5 separate regions of the Homo sapiens genome follow, and all the other regions are linked to region 1. Evidence: read pairs that join two places in POLR2A ChIA-PET (ENCODE). Cell type or tissue: HepG2. All regions are shown on one strand. Links, peaks and the distances in the headings refer to the core of each region. The heading gives the core; the rest is flanking DNA.

Region 1 (6,194 bases), core at 1,339-5,338:
CTGGTCGCTCAGAATCTAGCCTTCAACCAGAGCAGGCCAGGCACGGTGGCTCATGCCTGTAATCCCAGCACTTTGAGGGGCCGAGGCAGGAGGATCTCTTGAGCCCAGGAGTTTGAGACCAGCCTGGGCAACATACTGAGACCCTCATCTCTACAAAAAATAAAAATAAAAGTAATTAGCCAGGCATGGTGGCATGTACCTGTAGTCCCAGCTACTTGGGAGGCTAAGATGGGAAGATTGCTGGAGCCTAGGAGGTCGAGGCTGCAGCGAGCTGAGATCATGCCACTGCATCCCAGCCTGGGCAACAAAGCAAGAATCTGTCAAAAAAAAAAAAAAAAAGACCAAAAGACCCAGTGGGTGCTTCCTAAATTTCAGAAAATAGGCAGAACCATCTTAATCTTTTCAAAGGTATCAATTATGTTTTCATCTAAAAGTCACAATGTAAATGAGAAATGTCCTAATCCAGCCTCAGGAGTTGAGGCCCTGTTAAACTTTTCCATTTTCACTTTTTGAAAAGCAAAAGTCAGAAAGCAACATTAACCATCAAAATGTGTACAAAACAGGGCTTTTTTTTTTAACTCTCTTTTTTTAAAAAAGCTTCCACTCACTCAAGCCAGAAACCAGTGTTTTCCTGGATTCCCAGCCCGCACAGCCAAGAGGTCAGAGACTTGTCCCTCTTGCCTATTTCTCCAAGCTGTTCCTGCCTTCCCCTCCCCTTGGCCATGGCCTCAACTTGGACCTCGTCCTGCCTTCACTAGCCCCTGCCTGGTCCGCCTGCCCGTCTCCGTACCCCAGCCCTGCCTGGTACCCACACCAGCCTCGGGGGGGATCTTTCTGACACTCAGATATTGCCCTGTCCTTGTCCCATTCACTCAAAAAAGAAACCTGAAGTAGACAACACACAGCACCTTTGCTCCAACACAGGAAAGGAGAAAGAGAAAGAAAAGCAAGAAAAAAAAAATTTAACTGTGCTGACAAATAATTATAGTTCCAAATTTAAAGGCAGGATCTTTAAAAAACAAAAAAGTAAAATGCACTGTCTGTGTCTCTCATACATACACACAACCACCTACACATACATACATACAATAACAGATAACAGTTGCTTTTAATTTTTTAAATTTTATCAAGTTTTTATTTCCCTTTGCCTCTCCGGTAAAAAATCCTCTTTAGACATTAAGAATGTTTATACAGACAATTATAAAACTAAATTAAGTTCAAGCTCTTTACATCAGTACAGAGACAATTTTAATTTTATTAATCTTCATAAAAGTAAGATATCAAAATATACACCCTAAAAAGTTCATCTGGCATACTGCACAACACAGGTTAAAAAACAGAAAAAAATAATACAGGCAAGGATAAGAATATGTCAGGAATATAAGAGGATCAGCATTTCAATCTAACTCTTTGAAGATGTCGACGAACTTAATATATTCAAGTGGCCCGAAATGATCTTTACTTCGTGGCACTTGATTACCTACAAGCCTCTGCTTATGAAACATCCAGGTCAACTTCATACTGCAAAACTTACAGAGAGACTCAGGCCCACCAAGAGCAGGAAACAGGGGCCCCAAAGCAGTCCAGGTGCCAAGGACATCCCTTTGTCCCTCCCTGACCGGCCCTCCAAGTCCACCATCACCTGAAGCCTTTTGACCCAGCGTTTCTCAACATCAGGCCCGGACACACTTGGGACAAGGTACTTCTTTGTGGTGGGTGCAGTCCTGGGCACTGTGGGATGTGTAGTAGCATCCTGGCCTCCACCCACCAGATGCCACCAGCACCCCAGTCCCCAGTCCTGGCAGATCAAACATGACTCCGGACCTTGCCAGAAGTCCCCTGGGAGGCTAAACTGCCAGGTGGAGCAGCTCCATCTGCCTAAGCCCACTGCCCTTGCCATTCATGGGAAGGCATTGCCGGCTGCATCCACCAACCAAGTTCTCCGAGTTCTACCCTCAGGGTTCAGACATCTAAAACAACAGCAGCCTGACCACTTCTTACATGTTCCCATCACAGCTGCCAGGCCATGCGGCTCACTCTGCCCTACCCAGCCCGACACCTCAGCTGTCAGCCACTCCTGGCCCCGAGACGTGGTCTGAACTCCCCTGCCTCCCGCACGCTACCACAGCAGCTCACGTGCCCCAGCTCCAGTTCTCCCTCCTCCATTTCTCTTTACTTCACTCCCTTCACTCCCTAATGTACTGGGCTTTCCAATCAGCCCACCAAGGAGCCTCCGGCCATACAAGACAGAACTGCTGCAGGATGATTTACACATCCGGCCTCTGCTGGAATGAACAACATCTGAACTCTGCGAGTGAAATAACAGCAAGCCATGAGGAAAATCAGAGCCCTGGAAAGGGAAGGGCTGGGGTGCCACCCACCAGGGCTGGGTCCTGAGAGGCAAGGCTGCCTTGGCTACCTCTTAAAAAGAAAACAACTCTGCCCGGGGCAGCTGGCACAAGCTCCATCCCTGCCACACTGGTGCACAGGACGACCAGCCATCTGTGTGGTCCAAAAGGTCATCTAACTCATCAGGTTCAAAACTACAGGCCCCATCTCTAACTCGATTAATTCTACCATTAGTCACTCTGTAGCCACACACAGATCCCCGCCTACAACAGGACAGGAAAAGCTCCAGTTGGCATATGTCGGGCGGGGACAGTGAAACACGGCACTTGGAGAAATTCAGCTCGTCTGGAGACACAGGTGAGAGGCAGAGCAAGCAGAAGGCTGGGCCGTCTACTCCTTGCACCAGTCATCATTAGGAGTCAACTCCATGCCATTCTCAAATTCCTCTCTTATCACTTCCCCAAACAGGATGTGTTCAATTGGTGAGTCATGAAAAATAGGGTATTTCTAGAAATCCACTGGAAGGAAGGTGTGGGAGAACATTTCTAAAGAGTGAGAACAAAGAGACAATATGCAAAGCCACTGAAGCATTCGCAAGGCCGGAAGTGGGCTCCAGGCTGGGCCCCTGTGCATCGGCCCCAGAGTGGCTGACCAGACTTTATTCCACCTGCCCCCAGCTCAATTCAACAGTCCAACCAACTGAACCCTGAGTAAATCCATCTTCCTTCACCTTGGCTCTACCTACTCATTTTAACTGATTAGAAACAGCCCAGCTTCTGGATCCACACAATGGGGATAGTGCCCACTTCCCCAGGTGGCTGTGAAGTCCCAGATGTCCCATCTGTCCCCTCCCTGGTCTTTCATGACAATGTCCCAGCTGCCCCAGCAGGAAGTGATCTCTCCCTGCTTCTGAGCTCCTCCTATTATCAAGGCCCCTGCAAGGCCACGCGCCGCCATTACCTTGTTCTGGTGCAATCTGTGTGCTGTCTCCTCTCCCTCCACTAGCCAGAGCCCCAGCCATGCGACAGGCTCTGGCTAAATGTTCTCCCCGGGTTTTCTCACTGAATTCTCACACCAGCCTGTCTCTAGGCAGTCTGGTTATTGCTGCCTCCCATTTTACAGTTTAGGAAGCTCAAGCTTAGGAAGCTGAGAGGCAGCACAAATAGCGTCAAGAAGAAAAATGAACTCGAGCCAGAGTGCCCAGGCTTTGTGACTTCTCTGCTCAGTGACCCAGGGAACATTGCTTCACCTCTGTGAACCACTCCCCTCTTCCTTTTTTTTTTTTTTTTTTTTTGAGACATAGCTTCGCTCTGTCACCCAGGCTGGAGTGCAGTGGTGCGATCTTGACTCACTGCAACCTCCGCCTCCCGGGTTCAAGCAATTCTCATGCCTCAGCCTCCCGAGTAGCTGGGATTACAGGTGCCTGTCACCACGACCAGCTAATTTTTATATTTTTAGTAAAGATGGGGTTTCACCGTGTTGGCCAAGCTGGTCTCAAACTCCTGACCTCAGGTGATCCACCCACCCCAGCCTCCCAAAGTGCTGGGATTACAGGCGTGAGCCACCATGCCCAGCCCACTCCCCTCTTCTTTAAACATGGGGATGATGACAGTACCTAGCCACAGGGTTGTTGTAAGGATTAAATCCATTTAACATGTGTTAAGCACTTACTGCCTGGCACACAGTAAGTGCAATATAAGTGTTTGTTAAACACAAATGAGTAAATGAGCATATTTGCCCATGGCCACACAGGTATCAATTAGCAAAACCTATATCTGAGTCCAGGTCCAGCTGGCTTCAAAGCAGATGCTCTAATCACTACATAGGCTAAGCTATAACGAGAGGTCCTGAAGGGAATGAACCATTTCTTATCCATCTCTGCATTTCCTGCAAAGTGTATTGGTCCCAAGCCACCATACAACTTTTGTAAGTGTTACTTAAAAAGTAAAATCTGAAGAATTTACAAAAAGCTTTCTCTGAAAAGAGATTATAAAACACTAAAGAACTACCAGAGCCCATAAAGGAAAATAGCACAAAAAGCATAAAGGCCTCTCATCAAGGTAACCTTCTCATCTGGACCTTCCATTCTGAGGATGTTTATTCTGGAGACCTCAACATAGTACGGCTTCGCAATTCCTTCACTATCTGATAGACTCTTCAAAGTCCCGGCATAATACCAGCCTTCATTATAATTGTCACACAGACATCGATCACTATCACCAAAGCAACCACCAGGGTTAACCTCCCAGCCCTCCTGGACAGTAATTAGATGACTCAAACTGTCTCAAAGCCGTATCTCTGTATCTCTCTACCACAAAACTACTTTGGTCCCACTGAGCAAAAAAAACACAGAGCACAGACTGGCAGCATTCTCCATTCCTAAGAGGCAGCAATTTGGAAATAATAAAGGAAATCCTTGGATTCCTGCTGGCAATAGATACAGAACAAAACTGCAGCTGGGAACACGTCTAACGTGGAATTCCTTCTTCCAGAAGGGCAAGGCAGCCCCTCTGTACAAGGGCACAAACATATTTTTACTTTTTTAAGGATTTACACTCACTAATTCAACTTTCGAACCATTACCCTCTAAGAATCAAGTCCCCATGGCCAGAGAAACAAGCTTTCTATGAACCAATGACACCAGAGCTCCGGCAACAGCATGTCTCACTCCCTGCAATCTAAGCTGTAGTTGCCTGTCAGTTTTATTCATTCAACAAACACATATTAAACATATATGATGTGTCCAGTGCAATTCTGGGTGCTGAGGATGCATCACTAAGTAAGAGTCAAAAATCCCTGCCCCCAGGAAGCTTATGATCTAATGGGGAGAAGGGGAGATAGAAAATAAATTAAAAATATGACAAGTTATGTGCTAAGTGAGGTGGTTAAACAAATCAGACAAGTTCTCTGCACTTCCAAGATCATAGTTTGTCAAAGACAGACAGTAAATAACAGATACAGACAGTATAATGTGGACAGTCAGCTGCGAAAGGGGTACGGGGGCACAAAGCCAGCAGAGGAGGGCCCTCTAATGTGGCCTCCAAGGAAGGGGCACTGGGCTGAACTTCACAGAACAGGCAGGGAGATACGAAGAGCAGGGCGACTCTACAAACAGAGGGACCACCTGTGTAAAAGGATCGGGCGCAGGGCAGTGAGGCGTGTTGACACAGAGGACAGGCATGGATGAGATGGGGTGGGAGGGAGGCAGGGGCCAGGTCAACAAAGGAGAAGGACCCAGAGTCTGGTTACTTTCCAAAAGGTCAGGGAAGCCACCAACGTGTCTTCAGCTGAGAAGCTAAAGAGCAAATCTTTAAGACAATCACCATGACCTCAGTGGGAGCAGAGGCTGTTGAATGCTCTGGCTGACAAATGACAGGGGCACCCACTGCAGCTGGAGGAATGGAGAGAAGGGGCCAGATCAAGAGAGATGGAAGCAGGAGCTTCACTCACAGGACAAGATGGGCAACTGGAGCAAGCCAGGCAGACTTATGGTTGCCACTTCCCAAAGTGTCCGCTGGGTCAAGTGGGTGGGAGGGGCACAGCCCAGCTCTCAGTCCTCACCTGCTGCAGGGAAGGGCCAGGCTGCCAGGTGACAGAGCTAAAACCTCAAGGATGGCATGCGAGACGGCACAGAGAGGAGAGTCTCCAAAGGAAGGCATGGCACAAGGGCTCCAACTAGCAGAAGGACCATGGGAACACAGCATGCAGATGCCAGGGACACCCAAGGGCCAGGCAGACAGACAGGCCCGCTGCTGTGCAGGAGTCTATGAGCAAGAACAGGGCCCTCTGACAGGAGGAAGAACAGGCAGGCGCAGGCTAGGGGTGTGGCGGCACCCGGGCATCTC
Region 2 (6,194 bases), core at 1,159-5,158, 100 kb before region 1:
GCTCGAGACCAGCCTGGCCAACATGGTGAAACCCCGTCTCTACTAAAACTACAAAAATTAGCCAGGCGTGGTGGCGCGTACCTGTAATCCCAGCTAATTGGGAGGCTGAGACAGAAGAATCACTTGAACCCAGGAGGCAGAGGTTACAGTGAGCCAAGATTGCACCACTGCACTCCAGCCTAGACGACAGAGGGAGATTCTGTCTCAAACAAACAAACAAAAAGCTGCAGACATGGGCAAACATTGCCTACCCTGTAAAGTGGCTTGTAAGGATCGTTGGCCACACTTGTAAAGTGCCTGGAAAACCTGAAAAGTGAGGTAAACAGGAAATGCCCTGCAATGGATAGGAACAGGTCCCTCCTCCCCTAGAGTGAATGTGGAATGTGACGCAGGCTGGACACAGAGAGGTGGGTGAGAGGCAGGTGAGGCTGGAAGGCCTGGGTCAGGAGTAAGAGGAGAAGCCTAGAGCTGGGTATGACAGCATCTTGAGTCAGATAGTGAAGAAGGAAGAGGGGCAAGAGCCATGAAGACATAGGGCCAGAGGACGGACCAACAAGGAGGCTAAGGGATATGTCACACACAACGACAGCAGCAGTATCCATTCCTGTTGAACCTCTAAGAGCGCGACACCATGAGGGAAGGGAATTTGGTCACTACGGTATCTTTACCACCTAGGAGCTCAGTATTTGTTGAATGAACTATTAAGATAGTTTATTAATATTTATTAAGATTATTAATAAATAATTTTACTATTATTAAGATAATATGGTAAGTGCTCTACAGAAATTATCTCTTAGATCTCCTGAAAACTCTGAGGTTGGCTGTATTATTCCTATTTGACAGACGGGGAGACCATGACATGGAGAGGTCCAGGAACCTGCCCAGTGTCACAGGGCAGGGTAGGAAGTGGGAGACCCAGGATTCAAATGCCAAGATCCATGCTCTTCTGCTCTGCTAGACAGCTCCCCAGGCAACCCCGTCCTAGTCAGAAGCTGTCCTCTCCACCAGCCTCACCTGCTGGGACTCTGCTAACTCCTGCCCCGTCCCCAGTTTTTTGTTTTTGTTTTGGAGATGAGGTCATGCTCTGCTGCCCAGGCTGGAGTGCAGCAGTGCGATTTTGGCTCACTGCAACCTCCACCTCCCAGGCTCAAGGGATCCTCTCACCTCAGCCTCCCGGGTAGCTGGGACTACACGTGCATGTCACTACAACTGGCCAATTTTTTTGACTTTTGGTAGAGATGGAATCTCACTATGTTGGCCAGGATGGTCTTGAACTCCTGGACTCAAGCAATCCACCTGCCTTGGCCTCCCAAAGTGCTGGGACTATAGCTGTGAGCCACCATGCCTGGCCTGCCAACTCCTAATCATCCTTCTAAGCTCCATCCCAGGTATCACAGCCTTTGGGAAGTCATCCCTGATGGCACCTGCCCAGCCCGCACTGGGCAGACACTGCTTCCTGGAGCTGATGTCCACGAGTGCTCTCATTACACTGCACCCCAATTGCTTCTCTGTCCCCACCCCCAGAGCATGATCCCCTGAAGAGATGATAACCTGATCCATCTTGTTCTGTTGTGTTTGTGGAGTGCTGGCTTAGGGTAACAGTGGAAGAAAGGGTAGCTGGATGTGTGAATCAACAAACGAGTCCTCCACTGAGGGTGACATGGAGGCCAGAGCCAGGCTACCTAGCAGCTTGGCAGGAGAGGCAGGCAGGTGGCCCCTGGCAGAGATCTCTGTGATGAAGGCCAGATTTGGGCATGTAAGATACGCGAACCCAGAGGCAGAAGAAAATTATGGCTGTGGTGGACCTTGGCTGCCTGGGTGGCACAAACTGTTCTATCACATCCTACTAGACAGGATGCTTGAAAAAGAGGGAGCAAGAGAAAGAGAGAGAGAGAGAGATAGAGACAGACAGAGAGAGATAGACAGACACAGACAGACAGAGAGAGAGAGAGAGAGCAACCATACTTGAGATCTGCAGAGTGGAAAACCATGGTGGTTTCAGCACTCAGACCTGTGAGACCATGCCCCAGAGCCTGATCCTCCCCATAGAAGCACACAAGTCTGGGTTCTCCACATCAAACAGCAGAGAGAGCCTGCACACAAGTGATGAGGCTTTGGGACTCCGCCAGCACCCCAACAGGGTCCATCCTGGCAGAACACCATCGGATGGACGACGTGGGATGGGGAAGGCAGGAGGCGAGGCTGACGGGGAGAGAGCTCAACCAAAGATGAGCAGTGCCAACGAGTTTAACTGTGTAAATAGGATCTTCTCCAAAAATCAAACACTATGGTACATAGTTCGATCCTCATTGTATAATATTGCACTATGGGTGGTCACTGCACAATTTTTCAACTTTTCTCCAAGTATGAAAACCTTCACAAAGAAAAATAATGGAAATACCAAAGAGTAGTATTCTCCTTACAGAGAGCAGAAAATATCAAGAACAAAACATGAATGGCCAGTGATTGGGAGGTGTGAGGTCACCGGGACCAGAACGGCACAAGCTCCACACTAAAACAAAGCTGCAGGGTCACAAGGAAACAGCAGCACGAAGCTACCACACTGGAATGGCCACTCTTCATTCCTTCAATAACTGATGCTTGGGATTTACAGGAAGAGAATGAGGAGCACTGGCTTCTACCAACCATCAAGGCAGTTTCTTTGGGGCATGTTACTTAATTTCTATCAACTGTTATTACACAGGGAGGGTTAGAATTTTTATAACACTGAATAAAAATCCTCTTAACACCTTCAGTTGTCTAAGTCACAGAAGAAAATCCAACCAAAGGGAATGACGGCCTAAACAATAATGACCAAATGATCAATTCTTATTGCAAATTTGAGGTATACAAGATGGAACCCCCATCATAAAAATCATTTTAAAACAGAAAATTTAGCATTTTCACATCTGCTTATTACTTGCAACTGTGTTCAAAGATTGTCCAACTTGCTGAATGCCATCACCTAAAAGCAACGCAGAGCATGATACACAGAAAACACAACACGCCCACAACTAGGAGACTGTTGAGTTAGGTCTTGACAAGGAGCCAACTGGGCAGACAGCCAAAGAAGAATAGTAAAGGAGGTTCATTTGATCCCTCTGTGCAATCAGGGGCAGATGGGCTGGTTAACAAAAAACAACAAACTATAAAGAACTTCTGGTCTGTGCTGGTAAATTTGTTATTACTTTCCTGCGAAGCTGTAAATAACCAGTTCTCTCACAACAGCCCGTTTTCCCAAACCTCCTAATTCTGCACAGGCAAAGCAAACACAGCCTTTGCACTGTGCCCAGAGGGCCATTTGGCCCCAGCAGCTGCTCTGCCTTATTTTAAACCTGAGCTTTGCTTCATGGGTTGGATCTTCCTTCTTAGACAAAGGCAGTTCTCGATCATTTCCAACGGTGCGCTGGGGAGCAGCCACCTTGGACGGCATTCTGGCTCCTGCCCTCGCACTACCTCCTCCTCGTTACCGCTAGCCCACTATTTTCTCCTTACGCCAAGTTTTTTTTCCTTTTTTTGCTTATTGGGAATATCAAAGCGTCAGGGCCTACATTCTCTAGACTAGGAGGAAGTCACCATGTTGTAGGTCCTTTCTAGCACTAAATATAACCTTGCTCTGCCAGTGTCTCACTTAGTTGACCCATGTTTACCAAAATCCTACTAAATGAGCGCTGTGGCACTACAGTGTGATGGAAGAATGGCTCAGAAGGCAGGGTGGCATCCTCAGGCTGCTCGAGGTCCAGCTGGTGAAAAGCCATCTGTGCACTTAAGGCACAACCAACACTCAAAAAGAGGAATAGGCTGTGATTCAAATGGGGCATTCAAACAGGATGTGCTCTGTGAACTCAGATCACTGTGGGCTGGGGTGATCAGAGGCAGCGCTCCAGAGGTGGGGCTTCAGAGGGACTAGAGAGATGTGTAGAATTCAGCCACTCAGGGGAGAGAAAGGGAGGGAGGGAGGGACCTGCTTCATCTTCATAAAGGAACAGCAGCAAAAGTGTAAACTGTAAACCCAGAAAATGTCCACTTCCCTAATATTTATGCAAACTCTTCAGCCTTTAATAAAGTCTACAACAATGAAAGGTGAGGGGTTAAAATAAAAAATGCTACTAACCATTAATATATAAAAGGAATATATATATGTATGTTCACGAATAAAACATGCAAAATTCTGCAATTTATTAAAATACTGAACTACTTACTCTCCTAGACTTCGGTCACAAAAGGTAAACGCATTTGGGAGAAAAACAACAATATTCAGTTATAGTACAAGAACTTACAATAAAATAGAGCTCACCAAACTGCCAACAGGGAACTTTATGCTGTCAAGTAGTTTAGCAATTTCTCTAAAATCACTAGATATATGTTTAGATACATTCCTTTTATTAACAAGGAAATGGATTTATACTAAATTCACATTATGATACCCACATTGTAGTGAAAATATAGTAAAATTATCTTTAAAACTTACTTTTTAATGGCTTTTTAAAAACAAGTCCCCACAACACAAACTGTCCCTGCTGACGTGTTAGCACACAGAGACGTCATTACAGAAAGAGGGGAAGTAAGAGAACTAAGGATTTCTGCCTGTCATGATGGAGGCAGCTGTAAGAAAAGCTCATGCCTCATATTTTATAGAACACAATCTCAGGGCTGGCAGAGCCCCAGCTGGTCCCCTGCTACGTGCCTAGGCCTAAAGGGGCAGAGTCCACGTATGTCAGGGTAGGGAAATGACACAGGGCCAGGTACAGGATAAATAGCACAAATGACACATGGTCTCTGTGACGAAGCCACTGAGAGCTCCTTATCTAGCAACTGACAGAGCACAGGGTTTATACACCGCCATTAAGGCCATGCATGTAGTAAATGCTTCCTCCTGAAATAAACATATTTTAAAAGATGGTTTTATAGAACTAAATTGCAAGAATACATTAAATGTTTTACTGGTGCCTGACACAGCCCGAGTGAACTGTGAGCTCCTAGAAGACATGAACTTCATGTTCTTCAGACCCAAAGCCTCCAAGAATGGGGTGAAAACTGCAATCTTTCAAAATTAAATCCCCTCACCTCTTTCTGTTCAACCTGCAATGCGGATTTCAAAATATCTCGAAGCTGTATCAACTGCCTTCTTTCTTCATCCTGGGCCTGTTTGATCTTTAAAAACACACACACACAACAGAACCAATCAGAAAATTAAGACTGAGGTACAGTGAAACGTTGGTGCTCATGGGGCCATTTCCACACAATGCGACAACTGCCTCCCTCGCTGGTCAAACCTTCCCTCCCACCAAGACAGAGGACAGGCGTGGGAACGCCACACTCCACGTGGGCGGCACGGCATGAAAACACAGGATTACACAGAAGTGACATTTAGATGAAAATGTCTGTTGCATTAAGATGGTTTTAAACCACAGTGGGAGGGAAGCTACTCACCGTGTGAAGATCCGTAGACAGCGTTTCAATGGAAGGTTTGAGGCTTTCCACGGCTTTGAGTCCATCCTGAAAAAAACTAGCAGGAAAAAGAAGAAACAGAGATGACATTTCACAAAGGAAAAAATAATTTTGTCAGACAGATTAAAAACTTCTTTAAAGTGACTGAAGTCATTATGTAACTCCTGGGGGAAAAGACTGTATGAACAGAACCTTAAAATATCAGGCAAACCAAGAATAAAATGACACTCAAAATTAGCAGGAGCGAACAGAAAAGGAAATGCAATAAGCTTAAGTATTTGAGATTTTTCTCGACCCATATAAAATGAGGCCTTGAGTTTCAGTTTATAACGGGAGAGGTTCTGCATCTGAAGCCAGAAAGGCCATGGGGCGCAAGTGGAAGACACTGAAGAATGTGCCGCAACAGGCGACCGCGACATGGAAAAGAAAAGGAATGCAGAGGCCGGGTGCTGTGGCTCATGCCTATAATCCCAGGGTGAGGGACTTGGGGAGGCCAAGGTGGGAGGATCACTAGAGACCAGGAGTTCCAGACCAGCTGGCCAACATAGCAAAACCCCTAAAAATACTCTATTAAAAATACAAAAAAAAAAAAAACAAATACAAAAATACAAAAAGCTACTACTCGGGAGGCTGAGGCACAAGAATTGTTTGAACCCAGGAGGTGGAGGTTGCAGTGAGCCGAGATCATGCCACTGCATTCTGGCCTGGCGACAGAGTGAGACTGTCTCCCAAAAAAAAAAAAA
Region 3 (6,194 bases), core at 747-4,746, 90 kb after region 1:
AAGACAATAATGAGGTATTATCTTAAGGCCACTCGACTGGAAACACTCAGAAACCTGAGGACGGACGGGAGGAAATAAAGGACGGGCCTTCCAGTGCGAATGTAACTGTCCTTCTAGGGGCAGCTGTGAAATCAAGCACAGGTTTATTCTGTGACCCAGTTGTTCTACTCCCGGGAATAGTTCTCAAAGAAATTCTCACCTAAGGGGCATATACAAATTCATGCCCTGCAGCTTTGTTTGAGATGGTGTCAATTTAAAAGCAATCCAGGAAAATAGATGCATGAAACGGTTTTAATCCATACTTTGGAGAACTGCGCAGCAATGAGAATTAAATGAGTTGTGCAAAGAGCAAAAGGAATGTGTCTTAAACTAAACAGTGTTTAGAGAAAATGGTCAAAAAAATGTAATATATAAAACAACACCATTTATAGGCATTAAAACACACACAAAAACTTGGCAACACGTATTTCACAAGACCCAGATGAAAGATACATGTTAACACAGGTAGCATTATTGCCTTTGGGAAGAAGGGAAATGGGAGTGGTCGGCAGAAATGAAAGAGATAACATTGATTATTAAAAAGATGGGGTCTTGCATGGGGCACTGACGGCGTTGAGGAATATGAGGAACTCAGCCTCATGCACCTGAAGTATAAAGAAAAACATGAAAAAGCATGGCGTGTTTGGGAGCCTTTTGTGCCAGTTGCCCAAACGCAGGGTGGGTAGGAAGGTGTACGGTGAGGCTGCAGGGGAAGGCGGGGGTCAGATCCTGCAGGCTGTGGGTGGCAGGTCACCAGGGGCCACTGACATTCTTACATTGTTGAATGATGCCATCAGATGTGGAGGATGGATGGGAGCCAGGAGACCAGTTACAGATCCAGGTCAGGGGTTGGCTAGCTTTCTCTGGCAAGGGCCAGAGAGCCAATATTTGGCCTAAGACAGTGGCCTGTGGGTCTTGGTGCAGAGTATTGGGTCTGGGTGGTGGCAATTGGAAAAGGAGAGATGGGGCCAGGTATGAATGCCGCCGGGGGATGGAATTGGCCAGACTTGGGGGATGGGGAGGGGGTGGTGATTCCCAGGTTTTGGGGAACTAGGATGGTGAGTGGTTCAACCAGGTGTCAACCAGGACAGGAAATCCAGGGGGAGAAGGTGGGTTTGAGGGTGAGGGTTCATTTCTAGACTTGTTGAATATGAACACTTGTGGGGCGTCTGAGAGACGTTCAGTGATGAGCATCCGACAGTCAACTCTGAAGAACAGATTTGAGGTCGGCTGCAAATGCAACAGGGACAGTGGCACACACATGGCTGGTGCCCACCAATGTTTGTTCCCCACGTCCTCCATCCCAGCCCGGGTCTCTTTGTGCCTGGGGGGGGGGGGCCTGCCCCACTCCCAGCAAGGAGGGCCCTGTTTGATGGAGCCGTTCCATTCCCCATGGTCACTGGCTTGGCGTTGGGCACATGGCCCAAGAGGTCCAGTCGAGGTGAACGTCAGGAGTCTTGGTCAAAATCCTGGGCTGGGAGGGTTTTTTCTTTCTTTTTTACTTTCTCTGATTACGGTCGTCTGTGGGTGTGAAGCCTGAAGTCGCCATCGGGTTGCCATCCTGCTACCAGGCACGTGTGAGGCCAGGCCCTGAAGGAGGGCATGGCGGAAGGTGGGATTCCTGTCTCTCCCGCCCTTTGGAGGGGTGGAGAGAAGCAGCTGAACTACGGGTGCCCGGAGGCGCTCAGAGCCCATCAAAGTGCAGCGCTCCCGCTGGCTCCCTCCACCACGCTGGCCTCAGCCCCCCCGCAGGCTTCGTCAGCTCCCACCTGGCGCCGCCTCCAGGCTACTCTGTACCCCTCTGTCCCCTGAGCTGACACAAGTCAGCTTTCTCCAGCCGGCTCTCATCCGGGCTGCACTCCACTTACCAGAGCCTTCCTGAAATGACCACGACAAACGCTTGTGTTACCAAATCATGGAGGCGGCACTCACTGTGTTCTGGACACAGTGCTAAACACGCTCTACAGAGACTAACTCAATTCACCGTTGTTGTGTAAGCGGGTAAGTGCTATAATTGTACCCATTTTATGGCTGAGAAGACTGAGGTATGTGAGGCTAGATAACTTGCCCAAGGTCACAGGTAGCAAGTGGCAGCACTAGGGTTTACACCCTCACTCCCAAATCATTTTGCTCTTCAGACTAAAACACTCCTCTGCTCAATCTAGATGGTTCCCCTCACTTTGTCACCAAGAACCTTGTGGGGTGGGCGTGGTTTCTCCCACTTCATGTAGGAAGAAACGGAGGCTTGGAGAGGGTAATGACTCGTTGGAGGTCACGTGGATGCTAGTGGTGGCGCAGCTGAGATTTGAACTGTCTCCAAATTCCAGACTCCCCTGTTGCATCATCTAGTGCCTGAGAAATTTAGGCACAAGTTTGGGAACAAAAACTCCGGATTGCAGAAAATGGCCAAGTAGGAGAGAACTGTGGCCGGGGAAGCCCAGCCCCATGAGGAGGTAGAAATCAGACAGGAGGGAGGCCTGAGCTGGTGGGGGCTGCAGGTGGTCAGGGACCAGGTTGGGTCCACCATGCCTGGAACATGGAGCTGTGCACTGTGCCGGTTGCCAGTTTAATATCTCATGTGTGTGTGTATGTGTGTGTGTGTGTGTTGTGAATGGAAAATAAATCTCAGCACCCCAAAATCACTAGGCCAAAGGGAAAAGTCAAACAGAGAACTGCATCAGGCAAACCTGCCTCCTATTTGATTCCTAAATAAGATAGCTACAAAGATTAAAAAAAAAAAAAGCTACATGCCTACATACCTCCATCACAATTTCCCACAAGGAAATTCCTTGTGGACGGCAAAACCCTAAAACAGTTCTGTTGAATTTCAGCCTGGCAACGTAAATTGATAGCTTGTCTTCCTAGGTGTGGGAAAAGGACAGAACTCGGTGTTCCCTCTGCTCACCGGAGACAAATGCATATCTGATGGCTTCTTCTGCCCTATTTTAAAATAAAAACGCAGGTTCACTGAGTCAGACTAAGGCCTAAGTGACTATTCCTCTACTCCGTCCTCCCACGTAAATTGTGTATTCAATGAAAGGCTGATCAAAGACCCAAAATAACCTTTTGTTTCTTATCTACCCATGACCTGGAAGTTCCCCCAACTTCAAGTTGTCCTGCCTTAGGGGAGCGAACCAATGTACATCTTACATATATTGATTGATGTCTCGTGTCTCCCTAAAATGTATGAAAGCAAGCTGTGCCCCCACCACTTGGGTACATGACCTCAGGGCCTCCTGAGGCTGTAACATGGGTGTGTCTTTAACACTGGCAAAATAAACTTTCCAGATTGATTGGGTGTCTCAGACACTTTTAGGTTCACAGTGTGTGGTGTGTGTGTGTGGTGTGTGTGGTGTGTGTGTGGGGGGTGTGTGTGTGTGTGTGTGGTGTGTGTGTGATGTGTGTGGTGTGTGTGTGTGGTGTTATGCAATTTATCATGTGATTTGTGTAATCATTGTTATTTACTGGTCTATATGTTCAGTAATGGTGTCTTAGGAACATCTTTGCTTTTTGTTTTGTTTTGTTTTTTGAGATGGAGTCTTGCTCTGTGGCCCAGGCTGGAGTGCAGTGGTACAATCTTGGCTCACTGTAACCTCCGCCTCCCGGGTTCAAGCGATTCTCCTGCCTCAGCCTCCCAAGTAGCTGGGATTACAGGTGTGCGCCACTATGCCCGGCTAATTTTTTGTATTTTTAGTACAGATGGGGTTTCACCATGTTGGCCAGGCTGGTCTTGAACTCCTGACCTCAGGTGATCCATCCACCCGCCTCAGACTCCCAAAGTGCTGGGATTACAGGCGTGAGCTACTGCACCCGGCCTTAGGGGCATCCTTGATAGAGGCTTAAGGCCATGGACTTGAATGAGATTTCCCAGGAGAAGGTGCAGACAGAAAAGGAGGCGGCTTGGGTGGAATGCCAGACAGAAGAGGGACTTTGCTCTGGCCCCCGGAAGAAGCTTCGTGGAGGAGAAGGGTCTATGAGGGGAGGAGACCCCAGAATCCCCTACAAGGGAGGCATCTGGGGCCTGCCCAGCCCTGCTCTTGGGACCCTCTGACCTGGGCTTTCCAGACAGGTCCGTTTTCAAACCCTCTGCTCATGGCTCCCGTACGCCATCAGCCCCAGAATGCCAGCATTTAGGTGCCTAAGCTACACTTCCTAGAAAGCCGTTTGCCTCTGGAATGCTTTGCTAGGTCATGTGTACTGAATTTGGGCTGGAAAAATGTAGCTATATTTGTAAAATATGTCAGTAAGATTGAACACCTGTAGCCAAGCTTGCAGGAGGGACCCCGAAGTCACTGCTGCCAGGCTGGACACGGGGGGCCTTTTGCACCCCCAGCACAGGGCCTGGCACACAAGCCACACTCCGTTGTGAAGCTCGGTTGTTTGTGGTCAAATTCTACACTTTTGGCATCTTTTTTTCAACGAGCGGGAGCACAGCTGTGCGGCGTCTCCTAAAAGCCTTGGCGAGTTAACTCCTACGGAAGTAGGGAAAACGCTTTTCCCCAAGGGGGAGAGAGGTGCACTATTTCTGGAGTAAAAATTTCATGCTCTGTATATTTTTGTTCAGACGTTTGAGCATGAGTTCCTCCGTCTGCGAACTCTGAGTTTGAGGATTCTGAGTCACAGCCCCAGACACGCGCCCGGTGGAAAACGCCCCAGTCCCTCGCGGGGCAGAGGCGGCGCCGGGAACGGTGCGGCAGCACCCCCTGGTGGCGAATGTCGATGCTGCGCCCCGAGGAAGGAAGGCCGGGGAAGCCCTCCTTAGGAGAGGCCCTGCTTGTTACCCCACCCTCCAAAGGCACGCGGCTTACCAGCCTCAGAGGCTCCCAGCTCCACCCTCTCAGCCAGTCTGGAGAGAGCCTGGTGTGACGGAAGGCGGTGTGGACCTAGGAGATAGGGACCGACACTTAGGGTTCCCTGCTGTTTGCGCATCAGGGAATGTGCTGATGAGGACTCAGAGGTGAATGAACCCTAACCCTAGGCCCGGCGCGGTGGCTCACGCCTGTAATCCCGGCACTTTGGGAGACTGAGGTGGGCGGATCACCTGAGGTCAGGAGTTCAAGATCAGCCTAGCCAACATGGTGAAACCCCTTCTGTACTAAAAATAAAAAGAATTAGCCGGGCATGGTGGCGCACGCTTGTAATCCCAGCAACTCGGGAGGCTGAGGTAGGAGAATTGCTTGAAGCCGGGAGGCAAAGGTTGCAGTGAGTCGAGATCGCGCCATTGCATTTCAGCCTGGGCAAGAGCGAAGCTTCGTCTCAAAAAAAAAAAAAAAAAAAAAGAGATGAATGCGATGAATGCACACCCTGGGCTCCGACATCTGCAGGCTCACGTGCTGAGGGGAAGGCAGACCAAGACCATAAGGACCAGAGCTAGAGATTCGGGGCTCAGTAGCGTGGGGTTCTGGCTTTGTCCCCTATCAGCTGTGGGACTGAGGGCAAGCTGCTTAAGCCCTCAGAGACTCAGCTTTTTCATATGTAAACAGGGAAACAGGGCTAATAATTAGTACTTGGCGTAACTATTGTTAAGATACAGTATGTGAAATGAGAGGTACATAATAGATTCACTAAATGGAAGGTAATTATACTTCTTATTCATGTCATAACAACTGATCTGGCAAAGAAGCGAGTACTGGGAGATGAGGGCATGGTTAGGAAAGTCTTCATCAATGGGGAGACATTTCAGCTGGGTTTTGAAGGATGACTAGGAGTTTTCCAATCAAAGGGGGAAGGGCCTCTAGATGGGGGAACTGTGTGTACAAAGGCATAGTGGTAAGAAGTGCTATAGTGCATTTGGAGAGCTGTAAATAGTTCGGTAAATAGTTCAGCAGGTGTAGCTGAAACTGGCCAGGTGAATTTGATCAGAATCTCTGAGAGCAGGTTACAGGAATCTGTGTTTGATAAGAAGTTTCCCAGGAGATTCTGAGGCTGACTTCCCACAGGCCTAAAGTCTGGAAACCCATTGCTGTACCTGACATTCTGCACAATTCTCTCTAATCTGAACCACAACCCAGCAAGATAGAGGTTATTTGTCCTTATTTTACACAGCAGAAAGCCAAGACTCAGAGAGGTAAAGCGACTTGCCCAGGATCACACAGCTAAGGTAAGCCAAGATTCAATCCCTGGTCAGGTTGACTTCAAACCCCATCCACACAGTG
Region 4 (6,194 bases), core at 1,430-5,429, 150 kb before region 1:
AAAGCTGGTATGTCCCAGCAAAGGCTTTGTAAACTGTATTAGTTTTCATCCACAGTTCCCGGCTCGTAACTCTCAAATCCCTTGTTACAGTCTTCGGTTATAACATGGAGTGTTAAGGCCTCAGGAGACAGAATCTCTCTGAACTTCTCCTGCCCCAAGGCAGGACTCTTATCGTCCCCCACTTTTCTGACTGTGGGTCTTAAGGCCCTCCCCAGAGAGGGTCTCACCCTGTACCCTGGGGGAAGAGATGCTGACACCAAGAAGCTTCCATAAAAATCAAAGAGGACTGGTTCTCGAGCTTCAGGATGGCAAACCACACAGAGGGTCCTGGAGGGTGGCACCCAGGGAGGGCATGGAACCCCCATGTCCCCTCCCCCACACCTTGCCCTACGCACCTCTCTATCTGTATGCTTTGCAATATCCTTTATAATAAACCAGTAAACACAAGTGTCTCCCTGAGTTCTATGAGCCACTCCAGCAAATTATTCAAACCCAAAGAGGGGGCTGTGGGAACCCCAACTTGAAGCCGGTTGGTCAGAAGTTCTGGAGGTTGATTTGTGACTGGTGTCTGGGGTGGAAGACAGTCTTGGGGACTGAGCCCCCAGCCTGTGGGATCTAACACTACCTCCAAGTAGATAGTGTCTAATTGAACTGGAGGACAGCCAGCTGGTGTCTGCTGCTTGTGAAACCGCCTTTACAAGAACATGGTAGTGAAAAAAGTCTAGCATGGCTGACTCCATCTTGCTTCTGGCCTCACAGGCTGGCTGTCCTCCCTTATTCCTGGGCACAGGCCAAGCTAACCATGGGAAGAATTTAGTTTGTGGTGTAAGTTTGAATCAAGGATGGTAATAGTCCCTCCCTAAAACTGACTCTGTTCTTTTCTTTTTAATTAATTTATTTTTTTATTATACTTTAAGTTCTAGGGTACATGTGCACAACGTGCAGATTTGTTACATACGTACAAATGTGCCATGTTGGTGTGCTGCACCCATTAACTCATCATTTACATTAAGTATATCTCCTGATGCTATCCCTCCCCCGTCTCCCCACCCCATGACAGGCCCCGGTTTGTGATGTTCCCCGCCCTGTGTCCAAGTGTTCTCACTGTTCAGTTCCCACCTATGAGTGAGAACGTGCGGTGTTTGGTTTTCTGTCCTTGCAATAATTTGCTCAGAATGATGGTTTCCAGTTTCATTCATGTCCCTACAAAGGACATGAACTCATCCTTTTTTATGGCTGCACAGTATTGCACGGTGTATATGTGCCACATTTTCTTAATCCAGTCTATCACTGACAGACATTTGGGTTGGTTCCAAGTCTCTCTGCTATTGTGAATAGTGCCGCAATAAACATACGTGTGCATGTGAAAACTGACTCTGTTCTTGTTAGGGAACTTGAAAGTGCCTTTGGAAGACTAATGAAAGGCCTCAAGATTAGGATTATGGGAAGGGTCTGAATTCTGCTAAAATGTAGGTGCAGCTTGCCTCTCTATTAATGTAATTGTTTACCATCCAGTGGAGTGGCTCACACCTGTAATCCCAGCATTTTGGGAAGCTGAGGCAGGAGGACTGCTTGAGCCAGGAGTTTGAGACCAGCCCAGGCAACATAGCGAGACCCCATCACTACAAAAAATTTAAAAACTTTTTTAGCCAGGCGTGGTGGCATGCATCTGTAGTCTCAGCTACTCGGGAGGCTGAGGTGAGAGGATCGCTTGAGCTCAGGAGTTTGAGGCTGTCCACAAGCACGCCATTGCACTCCAACCTGGGCAACAGAGAGACACTGTCTTTTTTTAAAAAAATTGTTTACTGCACCAGAGGCCACGATACTTGTGACTTCCCCAATTGATCCTATAGATAACATATCCTAAGACTGATCTTTTGAGATATTTTTTCAGACTTTTGCATCCTGGTGACCAACTGACTCCACTGAACCTGACTCATGACTCAAACAGTCCCGTGGCCCCCCCGAGATGATATGCAGTGGACAAGGGCTGTTTCTCATACTCTTATGATTTCACTCCCAACCAATCAGCAGCACCCATTTCCTAGCCCTCTTGCCCATCCAACCATCCTTGAAAAACCCTAACCTCTGAGCCTTTGTGGGGACACAGTTGAGTAATAATTCCTGTCCTCCCACCGCTCAGCCAGCTTGCCATAATTAAACTCTTTCTCTGCTGCAATCACACTGTCTCATGAATTGGGTTTAATCTATGCAGCAGGCAAGAAGAACCTGTCAGGCGACTACAATTGGTGTATGGGGTCGGGGGAGAACCCCACACCTTTGGTCACAGCAGTCTGCTTCTGTATTGCTTGTTGTGACAACAGTGTAACCGTACAGAAAAAACAGGGCTAGAGTTTTCCCCAAAACAACAGGCAAAGGATATTTGAGATCTAAAGGATGCTGATCAGCCTGCAAGTATCCATACTCCATATGGGAGAAAGCTCAACCCCAGGAGAATGAATGTGCTCATTCACTGTAAACCCAGCCTTTTCAACCAGGATGAGAGAATTAAACGCTGTAGAAAATGATCTGTGTGGCTATTTTCTCAGTTCTCTCAAGGAAGGTAGATAGCTAGTTCCGTTCTACATGTGCAGAAGAGAAGTTAATTCGTTACACACTATGGGTGTCTCAGGACCTCAGGGCTTAATTTCCCCCATAACCAGATAGTAGCTACATGACCCTGGCCAAGTCACTTAACTTTCCTGTGCCTGTGTCCTCATCTGTAAAATGAGGACAACAGCAGAAACTATGTCATAAGGTAGCTATGAAGATTAAATGAGACAGGTCAGGTGTGGTGGCTCACGCCTATAATCCCAGCACTTTGGGAGGCCAAGGCGGGTGGATTGCTTGAGGTCAGGAGTTCAAGACCAGCCTGACCAATATGGTGAAACCCCGTCTCTATTAAAAATATAAAAATTAGCTGGGCGTGGTGGCAGGTGCCTGTAATCCGAGTTACTCAGGAGGCTGAGGCAGAAGAATTGCTTAAACCTGGGAGGCGGAGGTTGCAGTGAACAGAGATCATGTCACTGCACTCCAGCCTGGGTGACAGAGTAAGACTCCATCTCAAAAAAAAAAAAAAAAAAAAAGATTAAATGAGCTCGTGGATGTACAGTGCTTAGAAAGAGGACCTGTTACTTATCTTACACTTGTATAGCATTTATTATTAATAGTTCTTTTTTTTCTCCCCCAGGCTGGTGCGCATTGGCATAATCATGGCTCACTGTAGTCTTGAACTCCTAAGCTCAAGTCCATTCTCCCACCTCAACTTCCCCAGTAGCTGGGACTGCAGGTGCGTGCCACCACACCCAGCTAATTCGAAACGTTTTTGTGGAGATGGCGTGTTGCTCTGTTGCCCAGGCTGGAGTGCAGTGACACCATTATGGCTCACTGTAGCTTTGAACTCCTGGTCTCAAAGTGATCCTCCTACCTTAGCCTCCTGGGTAACTGGGGCTACAGGCATGCTCCACCATGCGTTGCTAGTTTTTAAATCATTTGCAGAGACAGAGTCTCACTATGTTGCCAGGCTGATCTCGAATTCCTGGCCTCAAGCCATCATCCCCTGCCTTAGCCTCCCAAAGCTTTGGGATTACAAGGCGTGAGTCACTGTGCCTGGCCTTAATCTATTTACTGAGCGCTGTGTGTCAACTGCTTTACAGCATTTGATAATAATTCTCACAACAACCTTATATACTGGTATAACTGACTGCACTGTAGAAATAAGGAAACAGCCTAAGAGAGTTTCCTTCCCAAGCCAAGCTGGGGAGCCCCCGGCAAGGCCAGGGCTGCCTGGCCTGGTGGGCTCTTTCTACTGTCTACATTGTCTTTTCTTCCAGAACAGGAAAAGATGGTATTGAGCAACCCACATGATCTGGGGCTGAGGAACAAAGAAAGGAGGTTGGCCTTGATGTCCTGCAAAGTAGCAAGTAAACAGCTTACGGAGGCCAGAGAGCAGGCCCTTGTGGTGGCCTCGGGCCTCTGTTCCAGTTGTCCCACCACAGCAGTGATGTTACCAACACGGCCAACCAGCAAACACTGACTCACACCCCAAGTCTCACTGCGAGGGGTGGGTCCCCCTAGGTTTCCCTGTAGACTCCCTAGCATACCTTCTCCAAGGCAGGCTGATTCTCGGCTCATCCCATCAGAAACACTGAGCTCTGCTCAGGACACTGGTTCACAGCAAACCCTGCCCAAGGAGGACAGGCTTGGCTCCCTGTCCCGTGACAGGTGCCCCACCCCGTCCTTGTGGTGGGAGACTCACCAGCTCCTCACAGTGCTCGTGCTTGAGGCGCTTGGCAATGTCCAGCGGAGTCTCTCCTGACTCGTTTGCTAAAATTCAAGGGCGAGCAAAGGAGGCGTTAAGGCAAAACCCAGCAAAGGCCTGACATCCAGGACAATTTTTAAAAGGAACAGAAAGGCAGCACTAAATTAAATTGGGCCTGGTTAATGAAATCCACAGTGAGTTTGACCTAGTCGAGGCTGAATGTATCTTGTAATTGTATAGAACTACAGCTAAATACAGAAGGTAAAACTTTAAAAGATGAAGTTTGAACTAATCAAGAAACTAAAACTGGCCAGGCGCAGTGGCTCACGCCTGTAATCCCAGCACTTTGGGAGGCAGAGGTGGGTGGATCATTTGAGGTCAGGAGTTCGAGACCAGCCTGGCCAACATGGTGAAACCCCGTCTCTACTAAAAATATAAAGATTAGCCAGGCGTGGTGGCACATGCCTGTGGTCCCAGCTACTCAGGAGGCTGAGGCAGAAGAATCGCTTGAACCTGGGAGGCAGAGGTTGCAGTGAGCCGAGATTGTGCCACTGCACTCTAGCCTTGGTGACAGAGCGAGACTCTGCCTCAAAAAAAACAAAAAACAAAAACAAAAACAAAAACTGTTGAAGCAGCCACCTAATTAAAATCCACATCCAAACTGTAACTCATTGAATAAAGCGATTCATCATAAACCTCTAACGAAAAGCACTGCTCACCTATTTCCATGCACTGCAATATAACAAACTTTTAAACCTTCTCTCAAGCAGTCTATAAACCCTGAAAGTATATACTTTATTTATTTTTTTTTTTTTGAGATGGAGTCTTGCTCTGTTGCCAGGCTGGAGTGCAATGGTGCAATCTCAGCTCACTGCAACCTCCGCCTCCCGGGTTCAAGTGATTCTCCTGCCTCAGCCTCCCAAGTAGCTGGGCCTACAGGTGCGCGCCACCATACCCGGCTAATTTTTGTATTTTTAGTGGAGACAGGGTTTCACCATGTTGGCCAGATGGTCTCGATCTCTTGACCTCGTGAGCCACTGCACCCGGCCTATAATTTCTTCTAAATAAGCCTCAGTCAATGAGGTCTGATTATTAGTTTTTTAATGATAAGCACGGCTCTCAGGCAGATGTGTGTCTTTTTTCTATTCTTTCCTCTTTATTTAACAGTCCTTCAAAAATACTTCCTCCTGAGGGGACAACAGCTGGATGCTCTCAAGGCACAACTGTGCCTTGGCTGTTGGCATGTCGGGGTCCTCGAGAGAGGGAGGGACCGGGGCCAAGTAACAACCAGGGCCCTTCATGGAGGAAGCAGTGGTGCAAATGAAAGGAGAGGGCAGTAAACAGCATCTCCCCCTGTAATCCGTCTAAACCCAGAGCCAAGAAAGGGGCCAAGTGTGGCCTCAGGTGGGGGTGAGTAGACTCAGGGTATGTGAACAGGTCAAAATTCCCCAACCTTGTCCAAATTCACCTGGCATCCGTGAGAGCTGCAAGACCCACCCTTTGCTTGTCTTATGATCTGTAAAATGCCTGTAAACGCGCCCAAAGTCTAAGTAACAGATGGTGAATGCGGCCTCGTGGAACAGGCAGGGAGAGGCTCTTTCTCATTAGCGGTAGGTTCTCCTTCTCTTTGGCACTAACAAGAGCCCACAGGGTTGGCCCTGTTTCCAAGAGCAGCGCTTGGATGGCAGACAGGAGGCAGAGGCCAGGGTGCAGCTGAGCCCACCCCCGGGGCCCGGGCCCACTCACCTATCTCGATGGAGGCCTTCCCCCGCAGGAGCAACTTGAGGCACTCGGCATTGTCGGTCAGGCAGCAGTAGTGCAGGGCTGTGCTGCCTTTCCCTGTCTGTTTATCCAGGTTCCCACTGCCCGAGAACAGGAACAGAGAGAGAGCATAGTGTGTCACAGGCTGGACGACCAGGGACTGCCCGGCAGG
Region 5 (6,194 bases), core at 1,291-5,290, 94 kb before region 1:
CAAGATATTCCAGGAAAGAGGTAGAGATGAAAATTCCTTCCTTAAATGAAATAAAAATAAAAGAACACGAAGTATTCTTTAAGAACACTTAAAGCGAGAAGAAAAAGCAAAATAACGCATATCTACGTAGTTCCAAGGGTCAACAGCCAAACCTGAGCCCTGGAATCTGGTTTACACAGTGGCCTCTTCACCCTGGCGGAGCACAGCAGTGTGCAGAGGCCCGCGTGTACCCAGCAGGGCACAGCACCCAGCAGGCAAAGCTGTGCCCTTGGGGGCGAGAAGCGGAAACTGGGCGTGTGTGGTGGGGGAATGAGAGGCGCTCCCACACGTGGAAACACGCACGGCTGCGAGCTCTTACTCTGCAGCTGAGTTGCTCGAGCTCCACGTTGTACCCTCCAGAATGTGAATTGAGAAAGTCAAAGCTGCCTGACTGATTTGAAGAGCAGGCAGCGTACACACTCTCTCTCATATCCAAAAACGAAGTAATGGAAGATTCATATTTTTAAAGGTTACTGGGATCATGTCCATAAAAGGCCAACTACTTCACTTTTCCACAAGTGGTCTGTTGCTACCCAACTGACTGGTTTGGGCAAAATAAAGGGGCGGGGGAAGGAAATCCCAGAATAGCTTCTTCTTAAAAATAAAATATCAGCAAGGAAGCGACCCACTTCCTAAATTGCCTGACATAAGAACTGTAGAAGTAATTTGCATGCTCATCACAAAGTAAGAATTTTGAGTCTCCATAAAATAATTCATCTTGAAAACTATATAATTGCAAGGTCTTTTCCACCAAGTAGAGATGAGCTCTCTTTTTATATTTTTTAATATAAATTCATGGGGTACAAGTGCAGTTTTGTTATAGGCCTGGTGGTCAACTTAGGGCTTTTAGGGTATCCATCACCAGAATAACATACATTGTACCTACTAAGTATTAATAATTTCTCATCATCCCCACTCCCTTCACCCTCCTGAGACTCTGCTGTCACTCTACTCTCTACATCCATGGGTATGCCTTTCTTAGCACCCACTTAGGAGTGGGAACATGCGATATTTGTCTTTCTGCGGCTGGCTTGTTTCACTTAAGATAATGACTTTCAGTTCTATCCCTATTGCTGCAAAAGACATGATTTCACTCTTCTTTTTTTTAAATGGCTGAAGCTCTCTTTTAACTTTGGATGAACCACTCAGCACATCCTCCTTTGCCGCCTGACCTCAAGTGCTTTAGAAATGCAACATCATCAAAGCTGTATTAAGAATTCCAAAGCAGAGCTCAGTTCAATTCCACAGTGCAATTCACTGCTGCAAATACGTGCCAGGTAAATGTGCCACACACTGTAGATATAAAACAAATAAATGGCATGGCCCCTTCCTTAAGAGCATATAGTTCAGTGGCACAGAGACACAAGGAAGATGTCATCATGGAGACAAGCAGACGGTGTGGTGGCAACACAGGAGGAAGAAAAGGAATTCCAAAAGGAAGAAGCATCGCAAAGCAGGAATGATCCATAAGCTGGGTCCTAGGAGGAACAGAAGACAGGGAGGGCACAAAGGAAAGAGGCCTTCTAGGAAAAGAAACAATTCTGTACAAAGGTAGGCTGCTGGTGGCACAGCCTGCTCTGGGAAGGTAAGCAGACAGGCATGGCAATTCCACAAGGAAAAGATTTCTTGTCAGTCCACACCTTCCACTCCCGCTGTCACGAAGCCAGGTGGGCCATCGTCATCTCTGGTCTGCACAGGGACAGGAGCTGTGTACACAAGCAATTGCCCACATCCACCCTTGTCCTGTTTGGTTCCTTCTCCACAACACACAGAGTAATCTTGTTACAGCCGAGAAGCTTCCTGAAGCTGCTTCTAACCAACACCACTGTCTCTCTCCCCATCACTGTTTTGCCTTTTCATAAACTCAGTTAAATATTGGCTCGTGTTTCCTACTTGCCTCCCCCATGAGACCCCAGGGTCCGTGAAGGCAAGAACTTTGTTTTCCTCCTTACTGCATCACCAAAACCCCTAATAGCGCCTGGCAGATCACAGGAGTGCATACAAATGGTCCTCTGCTTCAATTTCTTCAAGAGCTTCCCAACATATTTGGGATAAAATCTAAAAACTTTTGCAAGATGTCTGGGGCCATCCACATCCCTAAGGCTTTTCCATGCAGTTTCGTTTCACGCCACTCTCCTTTTTCACTGAGCTTATGTCACCTTGGCCTTTTTCCTGCCTTAAGACCTAGACCCTGCCTGGAATGTTCTTCCCCCACTCCTTATCTGCCGGCTCCTACTCATACTTTAGATCTCAGATCCATGTCTCCTCAGAGAGGCCTGCAGCTCATTCAAGAAACAGCCGAGTACCTACTGTGTTCCGGGCACTGTGTGCTGGCTGTTGGAGACTGTATCAGGGAACAAAATAGAAAAACAAAAAACAAAAAACTCTACCCTAAATCTTTATCTAAATCAGGTCCCTGTATTATATTCTTTCTTAGATTCCTATACTTTAAAACAATTTTGTAAACATCTAATTAGAAATTTGTCTCTTTCAGTCTAACTTCCCTACTTGACTCTTTGAGTAGGAACTATGCCAGCACTGTACATCACTGTGTCTCTCGCCTCTGGTCCAGCACCTGACATGTGTGTTGGGTGGGTGAGTGAAGGAGCCAGAGGCCTGTCTATATCAGTGACTGGGGGTCGAGGAGCAGAAGCCAGGTCAGAGACGTGGGTCAGACTGAAGTACTGACACAGATGGCAAAGCTGAGTACTTGAGCAGCCCCTGCACGTGGAATCCTCTCCTTCTCCTCTACTAACATCTTCCTTTGCTCATCACAGTCATTGGCTCCACAGGATAATATATAAAAGTGTTTTCTTATTTTAAAACACTGCATTAACATCGTATCATTTCTCTTTTAACAAACATCTGAGAGTTGCGGAATAGGTCAAATGAGTTTGTCCCTCTACAAAAAGAGCCAAAAATAAATATATCTGGCAATTACTACAGATTTTTTATGTTGTATATATGCTTTTATTTTTAATTAAGATATAATCCCTAAGCCATAAAGCCATAAAATTCATCCTTTTAAAGTGATTTTTAGTAAATTCACAAAGTTGTGCAATCATTAGCACTCACTTCTGGAATATTTTCAATATCCCACAAAGAAACCCTATACCCGTTAGCAGCCATTTCCCATTTCCTTCTTCCTCCAAGCTGCGGCAATCACTCACCTGCTTTCTGTCTCTGTGGATGTACTTATTCCTGACCTTCCAAATAAATGGGATCATACAGTACATGGCCTCTTGTGTCTGGCTTCCTTCATTGAACGTGTTCTCAATGTTTACCCGTGTTGTCGCATGAGTCAGCACCTCATTCCCTTTACTATAGACTTCTAAGTGGTGTTTATTTCCTATGAGCTATCTATAGATCTACCAGAAGTTGCCACACATGAACAAACATTTAAGATAACATAACAGAGAAGAACTTACTTGCATTGGGCATGAAAGTATTTGATCAGATTCTGAAGTAAATCTACTCCCTTTTTAATCTTGATTTCGTTGACCTTCAGCAGATACTGTTGAACAATGAAAAGGAAATGTCATGGAAGTAAGCAGAATACGAGTTTAAAAGGAGCTTCTGAGGACTGAGATGATTTCTTCTACTTCTTTGGCATCTTTTACAATGCGTAGAGTGCATGATCGACACTTAGTATCGCCTGGATTCCGTAACCGTTTCTTTATTTTGGGGCCATATGAATTATCTGACAGTCAGATAATTAAATATTGAAGTGCCAAAAACTCCTAATAATAAGACAGTCTATCCTGGCCTGCTAGGAGAAATCTTCACTCTAGCTACATGGAAGACTATGGATGGTTCAAATAAATGGGATTTCTAACCATCTCAAACACACTCCTGCCCAAGGTCCCTTACTTTAGGAACAATAACTGCTAACGTATTGTAGCTGAGATGCTTGGCATCATGTCTCTCGTCCTGAGACATTTCCCTTACAAGGAAAATAATGTGATTGTTGGAAAAAAACAAAGTTTAATTGAAATGAATTAAAGCTATTTTTAACTTGGAGAATTCATTAGTGACCACGAAGCTATCAGAAAGCCTCAGGGAGCTACAAAACCAGTGTCAGGAAATAGAAGGACTTCATGAGTCCCCATCCCCTCCGCTGTCAGAAGATGATCTCTGAAATGGAATGTCCCCTGGAAAAGCTGCTGATTCATGCCCTGGCTCTCAGCTGTAAAGGATGGGCGGGGGTGGGGTAGGGGTACCCAAGTTCAGTTGCTGGCTGAGGTCTCTCTGCAGCCCAAGGAGGAGGTGGAAAGCTGCTGTGAAACTGTAAGCTACAAATTGTCCTTCTGCCTGTAACAACCACCTATAGGTCCTTCTTTCCCTCTTTCTTTTTGATATTAAATATTTGGTAATGTATCAAATTTTTAAACGTATGTACATTTTGACCTAGAAATTCTACTCCCAGGAATTTATTCTAAGAAGATAACCACAAAAGTTTACAAAGATGAACAGAAAAGAAGATACACTGCTATCCTGTTTATAAAAGTAAACAATGGCAACAGTCCAAACCTAATGAGTGGGAAATTAACATATGGTGCATCCATACAGAAAATACTGTGCGGCCACTAAGCCAATAAAACCCAAAATTTCTGACATGGACATCAACATACTAGAGAGTGAAAATAGGTTATAAAGCATCAGCAGCGAAAGATCTACTTATACGATTTTTTTTGAATGTATACATAGGGACATATAAAGATGTTTACTTAAATGTCAAAGTGGTTATCTTTGGATAAGTAAAATTTGGGGGCGATTTTTAATTCCTTTTATATATATTTTCTTATATTAACCAATTTTCTTTAAAAGTATATACTATTTTTACAATCAGCAACAGAGGATCTTCTCACGCCTTCTCCGCTCACAGAAGGTCTGTACTACCTATTTGACATACTGAATTTCTTTATTAAATGAATTTTGAAGAAAGGGCTCCATAGCTTTAAAATAAAAGCCTGAAAGCCACTCTTCTGGATTAGATCCTGGGCAACTCAAATTTTAAACACCTAAACAACAGCAAGCACTTAAAGCTTGAGAACTTCAGTTTGGGGAAACAGTCAAATAATTTTAAAGTCATGTTTGTTTGTTTGTTTGTTTTTGTTTTTTTGTAGAGACAAGGTCTCACCATGTTGCCCAGGCTGGTCTTGAACTCCTGGGCTCAAGGAATCCTCCCACCTCAGCCTCCCAAAGTGCTGGGATTGCAGGTGTGAGCCACCCTGCCCGGCCTTTTAACATGATTTTAATGCAGGCAATCTAATTCACTTCAGAGTTGGATTCTCAAGGAACTGTTTTTCAAATGATCTTTCTCACCCATGGAAAGAAAGGCCTTCACGGCCCATGACTATCTGGCCAACTTCTACACTCTTCATCAGATGTCTTCTCCTGTGAAAACTGTGAGTTTACTGTTAGATAAGCCCACCTCTGCTTTTATGCATGCATATAGTACAGCTCTCACTCAACTGTGAAACATTAGTGCCTGACCCCTCCAAGTGCCAGCTCTGCAGAGCCAGGACCCAGCACTACCTGAGGACTGCTCGAAAGATGGCTCAAGTCTATGACTTAGAGGCATCATCTACACAGTGTATTTCCATTAAAATAAATGACTTAGTCAGTTCACAGGATCAATTCACCTGGATACAGAAGAGAAGTAGTAACCAGTGCAAGGTGCATACCACAGGAAGCAACGACAGAGCCAAGTGGGGAACCAATTACTCCTCAAGTCATGGCTATGACCTTCACATACTACTTGAATGTCAAAATTCAGTACGCATTTTAAGTAGTCTTAAAGTGTTTAGGTAAATAGATGTCTACTTTACTAACCAAAAAGAGCATGACCTGAACACAAACACCCCTTTCCAAATTCATTCTTTGTAAAACACTACTACTTAATTTCACCCTGATTGTTTGTAAAATGCTACTACAGTACTTAATTAGAAACAATACCCTTACAGAAGCAGGATTGAGAAAAACAAAAACAAAAACCAATACTTTGTGCTTGTATAACACACAGCAGTTTCCTAGTCCCTGTCTCATGCTGTCTCGCTGATTTCTCTGCCACTCTATGAGGTAGGCCAGGAAGGTGGTATTATACATGGTATGTGCTTTTCTTTTGAGAATGCAACCTCTTACACTACACATGA

Evidence for each region. ChIA-PET counts read pairs that join two places held together with the same protein. Peaks named below come from ENCODE experiments on the same cell type or tissue, not always from the same donor. Only the 100,000 strongest peaks of a DNase experiment are listed, where the experiment ranks them.
Region 2: POLR2A ChIA-PET joins it to region 1 with 19 read pairs; 3 of 35 experiments call an interaction of 5 or more read pairs at or near these places.
Region 3: POLR2A ChIA-PET joins it to region 1 with 12 read pairs; 5 of 35 experiments call an interaction of 5 or more read pairs at or near these places.
Region 4: POLR2A ChIA-PET joins it to region 1 with 13 read pairs; 4 of 35 experiments call an interaction of 5 or more read pairs at or near these places.
Region 5: POLR2A ChIA-PET joins it to region 1 with 16 read pairs; 6 of 35 experiments call an interaction of 5 or more read pairs at or near these places.

The regions. Positions count from the first base shown.
Region 1 is chr2:9,231,560-9,237,753 of GRCh38, reverse strand. The region is part of intron 1 of ASAP2 (ArfGAP with SH3 domain, ankyrin repeat and PH domain 2); the gene reads right to left. Among named protein-coding and RNA genes, the nearest start is that of ASAP2, 28 kb to the right of the region's middle. RefSeq lists enhancers at 2,467-3,092, 2,160-3,359, 5,574-6,128, 6,129-6,194. In HepG2, for the core only: no CTCF peak of the experiment used is centred there; DNase peaks (open chromatin) are centred at 2,843, 3,263 and 4,593; H3K4me3 peaks cover 2,414 bases.
Region 2 is chr2:9,334,053-9,340,246 of GRCh38, reverse strand. It overlaps ASAP2 (ArfGAP with SH3 domain, ankyrin repeat and PH domain 2), which reads right to left. Exons shown (of 28, transcript NM_003887.3): 8 at 5,434-5,509; 9 at 5,068-5,154. Among named protein-coding and RNA genes, the nearest start is that of ITGB1BP1, 86 kb to the left of the region's middle. In HepG2, for the core only: no CTCF peak of the experiment used is centred there; DNase peaks (open chromatin) are centred at 3,056, 3,876 and 4,726; H3K4me3 peaks cover 751 bases.
Region 3 is chr2:9,141,449-9,147,642 of GRCh38, reverse strand. LOC105373417 (a long non-coding RNA gene) reads left to right here and starts at 1,733. Exons shown (of 4, transcript XR_922775.1): 1 at 1,733-2,040. RefSeq lists enhancers at 4,528-4,607, 4,724-5,621. In HepG2, for the core only: a CTCF peak has its summit at 4,734 (motif pointing left); no DNase peak of the experiment used is centred there; H3K4me3 peaks cover 860 bases; H3K27me3 peaks cover 1,264 bases.
Region 4 is chr2:9,378,873-9,385,066 of GRCh38, reverse strand. ASAP2 (ArfGAP with SH3 domain, ankyrin repeat and PH domain 2) reads right to left here. Exons shown (of 28, transcript NM_003887.3): 19 at 6,008-6,123; 20 at 4,259-4,326. It overlaps LOC124907730 (a long non-coding RNA gene), which reads left to right. Exons shown (of 2, transcript XR_007086203.1): 2 at 1-447. Among named protein-coding and RNA genes, the nearest start is that of ITGB1BP1, 42 kb to the left of the region's middle. RefSeq lists an enhancer at 5,755-6,194. In HepG2, for the core only: no CTCF peak of the experiment used is centred there; DNase peaks (open chromatin) are centred at 3,576 and 3,926.
Region 5 is chr2:9,325,185-9,331,378 of GRCh38, reverse strand. ASAP2 (ArfGAP with SH3 domain, ankyrin repeat and PH domain 2) reads right to left here. Exons shown (of 28, transcript NM_003887.3): 7 at 3,468-3,553. Among named protein-coding and RNA genes, the nearest start is that of ITGB1BP1, 95 kb to the left of the region's middle. In HepG2, for the core only: no CTCF peak of the experiment used is centred there; DNase peaks (open chromatin) are centred at 3,358 and 4,208.